Regions from separate parts of the Homo sapiens genome. Here region 2 is linked to region 1. Evidence: chromatin contacts called from ENCODE Hi-C or POLR2A ChIA-PET data. All regions are on one chromosome and are shown on one strand. The core of a region is the stretch at or near the end of the contact, and the rest is flanking DNA. Distances in the headings are between cores, read along the strand shown. Region 1 overlaps ADAMTS17 (ADAM metallopeptidase with thrombospondin type 1 motif 17). Region 2 overlaps ADAMTS17 (ADAM metallopeptidase with thrombospondin type 1 motif 17).

Region 1 (3,587 bases), core at 397-2,896:
GCACCGTGTATGGAGGTTCAATGCATGGGCTGCCCGGGCTCAAGCTGTGCTTGGCCAGTTACCTCAGGCAAGCTTCCCAACTTCTCCTGGCCTCAGTTCCCTCATCTGTGAAGTGGAATAATAATAATTCATGAGATGATATATGTAATGAGTAGTGATTTTCACATTGAAAACAGTTCTCTTTCCCAGGTACTCCCCACTTGGTGGGCATGAGTGCCCCTTGTAGAGTATTTTCCTTTCTCTGCTCTGTCAATATTGTTCCCACTCTCAGCATCCCATTTAGCATCTGTGTTGAGGGGTGGCTCCACCTTTGCCTGTACCTCAGGGGCATGTTCCATGTGCACACACAAGTGCTTAGCGTCATACCTGGCATGTGTTGGGCAGTGGAAGCTGTGCTGGTGGATGGATAAGAGCATGAATGGAAGAAATTTAGGGTATCTGTTCAGGTTCTCTGAATGCCTTGGGCTTCCCGAGGCTCTGACCTGAATGAGTAGCAACCTTCACAGACCAGGAGTGTATGAATCCCCACCTCTAAGGGAATATGATGAACACAGCCCACAGTGGTGATACACCGTCAGTTTTACCGTGCCTGCCCCCACCACCACCGCGCTGGCCACCACGATGCCCAACACATCTGCCATTATAGTCGCCCCTCCGGGGAATGTGCTAAGGCAGATGATGTTAAAATACAAAGCACCTGGGGGGCAAGGGGAGGGTCCTCTGAATCAGGGACATCAACGGGAGGGTAGGAGCAGACAGCCTGGGTGCAGGACATTGTTGCGGGGCTGGGGATGGGAAGGGAAAGAATCACATCCCCCAACCCGCAGAGCTTGGGGTTGCAGACCCCAGAGGATGCATTGAGTGGGGAGATTTGCCTTGACCTTCTGATGTGCTTGCCTTGTAGCACTCCGCAAGAAACAGATACTGAAGACTTGGAGTGGCTGTAGACTTCCCTAAAACTGAGGAATTGCTCTCCACGTACACATGATTTTTGCTACGCACTGTTAGCAGCAAGTTCCTCCTCGACACCTGGAGGGTTGACTGTTAGCCTGGGGTTTTCATCTTCAGGAGCTTTTAGCCATCTTTCCATTTCCTGCCCTGTCCCAGCCCTGTGTCTGCAGCACCATTAGATGAATTACTCTCTAGGCTCAGAAGCAGAAAGCATATTCTTATTCTCACCAAATCGCCCTGTTTCCTTCAACAAAGTTCCATGATAACTGACAGCGCTCTGCTCCAGCAGTCTTTCCTTGGCAGAGCCTTGGGAGTACATTTCTCTAAAGAGAAGCACTTTGTACTCTTCAGCTCTGCTGTGTTCTTGCTTAATAAGCCGTGCACGTGGTCTTCTGATAGAGCCACCCTGAAACCAAAATCCAGGAGGTGGTTCCTCCCGTCATTCGCAGTGCACCCTTGGCAGACCAGGAGAGGTGAATGGAGCCATGAGCTGCATCCTCGGAGCCCTCCCTGTCTGCACACCTGCCTCTAACAGATACAGTGGGGCCTGAGGAAGGCCCGCCGCAGACTTGAAGGGGGAACAGGAGTCCCAGAAAGCCAACACGTACCCGCCTTGTTCGTCCTGCGGTGTTTAGAGTGGGAGGTTTACACGGCTTCGCCACTTTCTGGCAGGTCATCTGGGTTTTTTTGCCAGGAGCATTTCTGTGTCCTGGGCCAGAGCAGGCCCCAGAAGGGAGAGCAGCTCGGGCCCTGTGACATTCATCACGTGCATGGGTAGTTTCAAAAGAGCTCAGTGCTTTCATAAATTTGTCTTCCTAAGTAAAAATTAGGTTTTCTGCATAAATTATCGTCCTCTAAAAACCTAAGGAGAGCCTCACAAGACCTTTTCCCATAATTATCTCCCTTGCTCTGCCGCATTGAATTTCGCCATACGCGCTTTTGTAGCAGATGAAAGCACATTCTTTGACTAAATTCATTAGAAACTGAGAAGATCCCAGGTTTAATTACACTGCATGCCATCCATAGGAAGGTGCCTCGGGGGTCCCCCTTCCTGCTTGAGGTCACATTTGCTCTCCAGCATCCTGTCACTGTCCACAGCACACAGTGCAGCCCGGTGGTTTCTCCTTCACTTGGATGCAAAGAGCTTTTGGTTCTGACTCTTCAAGTCTAAGAAATCCACAGCAGCCCTGGAATTGGGAGGGTTTTCACGGATGACGGCATCCGCACGACCATCTGGGAGGGTAAACTGGGTGTAAATTAAGATCACGTGAAGAGTCAGTACGTGATAACAGGCAAAGGGCTCCCTTTTCTGAATGCCCACGCTTTCAGCTCCTGATGTCTACACCTGGCCACTAATTGTTCTCCAGCTGTGTTATGAGATTGGGTTATTTCTCCAAGTATCTGTGAGTAATTTGTGGGCAAAGATATGCTATGATGATATCCAATGAGGTGATATCCAGGGCTCCCACCTCAAGTTAGCCAATCAGGTTCTCACTTAGGCTTGTGTGGTCTGGGTGCTAGCAGTTAGTCACTTGTGCCTATTTAAATTTCTCTTAATTAAAAATTAGTTCCTCGGTCACACTAGCACATTTCAAACTCTTAGTAGCCACACGTGGCCAGTGGCCACAATATCAGGCAGCCCACATAGAGACTTTCCCGTCATCGCAGAAAGTTTTATTGAACAGCACTGGCCTAGGCTACATACCAATAGCCTGCTGATTTCTCTGTGATCCCCACCAGGCCATGGGCTTCCTGCAGAGGCTGTGTGTCACTCACTGCTATGGGCCTGGTGCTCTGCAAAATGCCTGGTGCAAGATGGTGCAAAATCTACTCTTGAAAGAATGAAGAACAACTACGCCTTAAATTGTGCCCAGCCTTCTAGATCAAGAATCATGAAGTTATTCCCTTCTAGATTGGAAACCTTTGAATAGCCACCTGGTTCATGCCCCTCATCTCTCAGCTAGGAAAACAAGCCCAGGAGTTTAGGAACCTTGCTTAACATCCCCATAATAATTATTGTCAGGTCTTTAACCATGATCTCTTTCTCCTTGGACTATTGCACTGTAGCAGCAAGGAAGGCTTTACAAATGATTATTTACAAGAAACCTTCCTTAACCTCATCAGGGTTACCTACCTATGAGTAATCTGGAGCAAATGTATTCAGTGTGCAAACATTAGTAGCATTTCCAGTCGATATGGGAACAGGGCAAAGGTGCCCATGTTGTAACTGATATTTAATATTATTTTAGAAGTCCTGTTCAATTTCATAAGGCAAGAAATAAGGAATATAGAAAAGGATGAAGCAAAATGAGAATTGCCTGTATATTGTAAAAGAATCATCTGAAAAGCCATTGGAAGCAGTAGATGTTCATCATGGTATTGTATCATAAGACCAACATGCAGCAATCTGTAGTTTTCCTAAGTACAAGCAATCATTACAATAGAATAAAAAGCAGATCTTATTCACGGTTTCAACCAAAGATATGAAATACCCAAGAATGATGCTAATAGGAAATGTAAGACCGTCATGATGCAAACTAAAAACATTTGCCAAGGTCATTCAAAAAAAGCCTGGCAAAATGAAGAGGTGCCCTATGTCCTAAGATGGCAAGACTCAAACTTCTAATGATGTGATT
Region 2 (3,587 bases), core at 496-2,995, 140 kb before region 1:
GAAAATTGATCTGTTTAAGCTTTGTATGCTTATGGGATCAATTTTGGTAAATTGTATTTTCCTAGAAAATTGTATCTAGATTTTCCAATTTAAATGTGTAAGGGCCTCCCTTTATTTATGTATTATTACTTAATGGAGGTCACCCTAGATTGCACATCCCTAGGTCACAGGGCCTTTGGTACATTAAAGTTATACTTAGGCTCATGGGACTGTATGGAGTGACCTTTTTGTGTCTATCTTTGTACTGCTCTTGAAAATCTCTCTTGGTTTTGGAGGCCCAATTTGGATGTCACCTTCTCCAGAAAGTCCACCCTGATTGCCTCATTTGGTTTTCTGTAATCCTGAAGTGCTTTGCTGACTCCTGAAGGGCTGAGCATCACACTGTATCTGCAGTTCATTGTCTTCATTGTATCCAAGGCATTCTGGCAGGAAGGCAAGACTCAGGCATTACTTTCTTATTACCGCTCTAACAAATTACCACAAACTTAGTGTTGTAAAATAACACAAATATATTATCTTACGGCTCTGGAGGTCAGAAGTCTGCAATCAGTTTCACTGGGGTAAAATCAAAGTGTCAGCAGGCCTTCATTCCTTCTGGAGGTTCCAGGGGAGAATCTGTTTCCTCATTTTTTCCAGCTCCCAGAGGCTGCCTGCATTCCTTGGCTCATGGCCTCTTCCCCCTCCTTCAAAGTCAGCAGTGGCTGTTGAGTCTTTTTCACACTGCGTCACTCTGACAATTCTCTTCTGTAGTCAGATTTCCCTCTGCCTCCCTCATCTAAAGACCCATCAAAGCCACCCAGATAATCCAGGATAACGTGTGCATCTCAAAACCTTAGCTGGATCACATTTGCAAAGCCCCGTTTACCATGTAAGTTCACATTTTCGTAGGTTCTGGGGATTAGGATGTGGACATCCTTGGGGTGTTGGGAGGCCATGAGCTCACTCAGCCGTCTGGCCCATGGCCTTCTGGGGACGACCATCCCTCCTGCAGCCTCAGGGCTGGGCCAGCTGCCAGGAGCTTCCCTGAGCCACCTGGACAGCCCCAGCCAGCATGCACTTTAAATAATAAACCATGCATTCTTGATCCGTCTACTGCAACACATAAAGAAGTTTCCTTTTTTCTCCCACGAGTCTAAGCATGGCAATCACAGTCAATATTAAGTATTTTTTTTTTTTCCTTTTTCACTTATCTGTTGGACATGTTCTCTCTGAGAACCCAGATGTGAGGCTAGGGCAGGCACCTCTTCTTGAATATTACTTGATTAAGAAAGAAAAGCTAAAATCTAAACATTGAAACAAAAAATAAAAGGGTATGATGCCATTTTTTGTGTGTGCGCATATGTGTCTGAATCCTTTTTCCCACATGCAGCTCCACCAAACAGAGGAATTGGACAAGAAGTGGTGTCGGCTCTTCCCAGTTCTCCCCTGGACTCTTATGCAACACACGCCCGCCCCACTTTAGTAACTCAAAGCAGAGAAGGCCTCCAGCTTAAATAGGAAAATCTGCCTCGAGCTGCAGACGGATCAAGAATTCATAGTTTATTATTTAAAGTGCACACTGGCTGGGGCTGTCCAGGTGGCTCAGGGAAGCTCCTGGCAGCTGGTCCAGCCCTGAGGCTGGAGGAGGGATGGTGGCCCCCAGAAGGCCATGGGCCAGGCGGCTGAGTGAGCGCATGGCCTCGGTGCTGGCTTGGTGTTGCAGGGGGCGGTGGGGGTGGAGAGAGAGGTCCCTGCCAGCTCCCGCAGTAGTGTCTGATTTTTGAATCAGCGGCGTTCATGTTCCCTCCAAGGGAGAGAGCCGGGAGAATGTGTGACTGAGAGTGCACACCCGGCTTCCCTCCCGGCAGGAGGCCTCTGGCCAAAAAGTCCACCCGAGGCAAGGGAAGGAGAACAGACACTCTGGTCTTTTTAAGAAATGGCTTTCGGGTTACATTTTTTCCTCTGCAAAAAGGTCTAGCCTTCTCAGTACATGAATTTCTCATGGAAAAGCCTAGCAGAAAGTCTCACCGGGACAGCTGCTGCCCAGTTTTGTTGAGCGTTTTCCAGCTGCAGATGCAGTGGGTCCTTTTGCAAAGCCTGCTTTCCAAAGCAACAGGCAATTTCATGTGCACGACCAGACAGAGAATTTGCCTGCTGGAACCTGTATGGGGTTGCACAAACTGGCTTTGGGCTGAAGGAGCTGGTACCTTTCTCAATCCATTAGCAAGTCGTAGATCAAACCCCCTGCCGTGGCGTTTGGATGGAGCTGGACAATGAAGCTTAGGGGAAAAGCCCAGTAAAGCCGGGAGTGTTCCCACCCAGTGGAGCAGAAAACGTCAGGCGTCACTGGTGGTCGGCTTTGGTGGTGGTGTGGATGCAACCTGGGACCAGCTGTGAAGGGACAGAGGTCTCGCTCACATCTGCTGCAGGGGACCTTCTGCTCTGGTGTCCACACTGCACCCTGTGCTTAGGCGTGCTCCAGAATTGGGGAGCAGAAAGGGACCTTTCTTCTCTGTAAGCGAAGAGACACAGCTTATAGGTTGGGGTCCCGTGGATTTCTTAGGAAGCCAGTGCTTGGCCTGCTGGGCCCCTGCGAAGGGAATGAGCCATTCTTTGTGTCAATATTTAAAGAAATACAACACACTCCTAGAAGATAAACTGTTTCCACTGCTGCCAGGGATGTGGCTGCTTCTCTCACTGTGCTTTTGGGGGATGCTTTATTACCCCTCCTCTCCCTGTGTGGGGCTGATGGTCGACAGCGGGCACAGCTTAGGTTCGGAGTCTCCTGCCTGCTTTGTCCCTGGGGGTATCATCTGAATGGTGTTTGGCCTGTTGGTTTCCTTTCTGGGAGGCAGTTAATCATCTTGTTGGTGCAGAGTGTTCAGCGGCACATCCGTGAATTTCTGTCACGGGCCTGCTTGGCTCGCCTCTGAGTTTGAAAAGCTGCCTGCCTTAGTATAAATATGCATTTCCCAGCCTCGAGGACGGCTCGGCTGTTGCAGTGACAAGAGCATCTGTGCATCCCTCGGGGCACATTGTCCCTTGCCGGCAGGTGATCTGCCTCAAATCTTCCTGTTTCCTATCCCTGACGCCTTTCCCTGAAGCTGCCCCTGCAAGGGTCCTGGGGTCTCTGCTGTGTTTGCTTCATCACGTGTGTACAGGCGTTGGCTACTGTGGTCGGGGGCAGCAGGGAGAGAGAGTGCCCAGAACAGGCTTGGCCACACAGACCCCCAGGCAGTTGGGGTGGGCCCAGAGTTCTGGAGGAGAGGAGGAAAGAGGTCATGATGGCGATTTGGGGATGCTCCCTGGGGAAGCAAGATATGAGCCAGGCATTGAAACTGCTGGGCTTCACGTGGATTCCAGAGAAAGGGCATGGCTTGTGTCATCTGTGCCTTTGTACGTTGTCCACATGCCTGGCACGTTGTAGGCTTCAGAAATCTCAAGAAGCCCATGGGAATGGGTTTGGGATTAGAGAGGACTCTGCGGCAGCCAGGGTGGTGAGACAGGCACCAGACTGAGGCAGGCCAGAGCTTGAGTCCTGTCTCGAAATCCATCCTCACTGAGGGGGCTTGGGCAGGGGGCACCCCCGAGGTTGCAGTGGGTTCCAT

What was found. A loop is a pair of places that touch in the nucleus more often than their neighbours do. ChIA-PET counts read pairs that join two places held with the same protein, here RNA polymerase II (POLR2A).
Region 2: a map of aorta shows a loop between it and region 1 (2.0-fold over the local background). The contact joins two enhancer-like sites. A Hi-C loop is called at or near these places in 3 of 168 maps with a recorded cell type or tissue (aorta, esophagus muscularis mucosa and vagina). POLR2A ChIA-PET finds 5 or more read pairs at or near these places in 2 of 52 experiments (both WTC11).

Annotation. Positions count from the first base shown.
Region 1 is chr15:100,166,024-100,169,610 of GRCh38, reverse strand. The region is part of intron 8 of ADAMTS17 (ADAM metallopeptidase with thrombospondin type 1 motif 17); the gene reads left to right. Among named protein-coding and RNA genes, the nearest start is that of ADAMTS17, 170 kb to the left of the region's middle. Within about 2 kb of position 1,646, at least 7 of the 41 ENCODE cell types and tissues checked have a DNase peak (open chromatin) inside an H3K27ac peak, as active enhancers do.
Region 2 is chr15:100,309,419-100,313,005 of GRCh38, reverse strand. The region is part of intron 3 of ADAMTS17 (ADAM metallopeptidase with thrombospondin type 1 motif 17); the gene reads left to right. Among named protein-coding and RNA genes, the nearest start is that of ADAMTS17, 31 kb to the left of the region's middle. RefSeq lists an enhancer at 2,889-3,388. Within about 2 kb of position 1,745, at least 8 of the 41 ENCODE cell types and tissues checked have a DNase peak (open chromatin) inside an H3K27ac peak, as active enhancers do.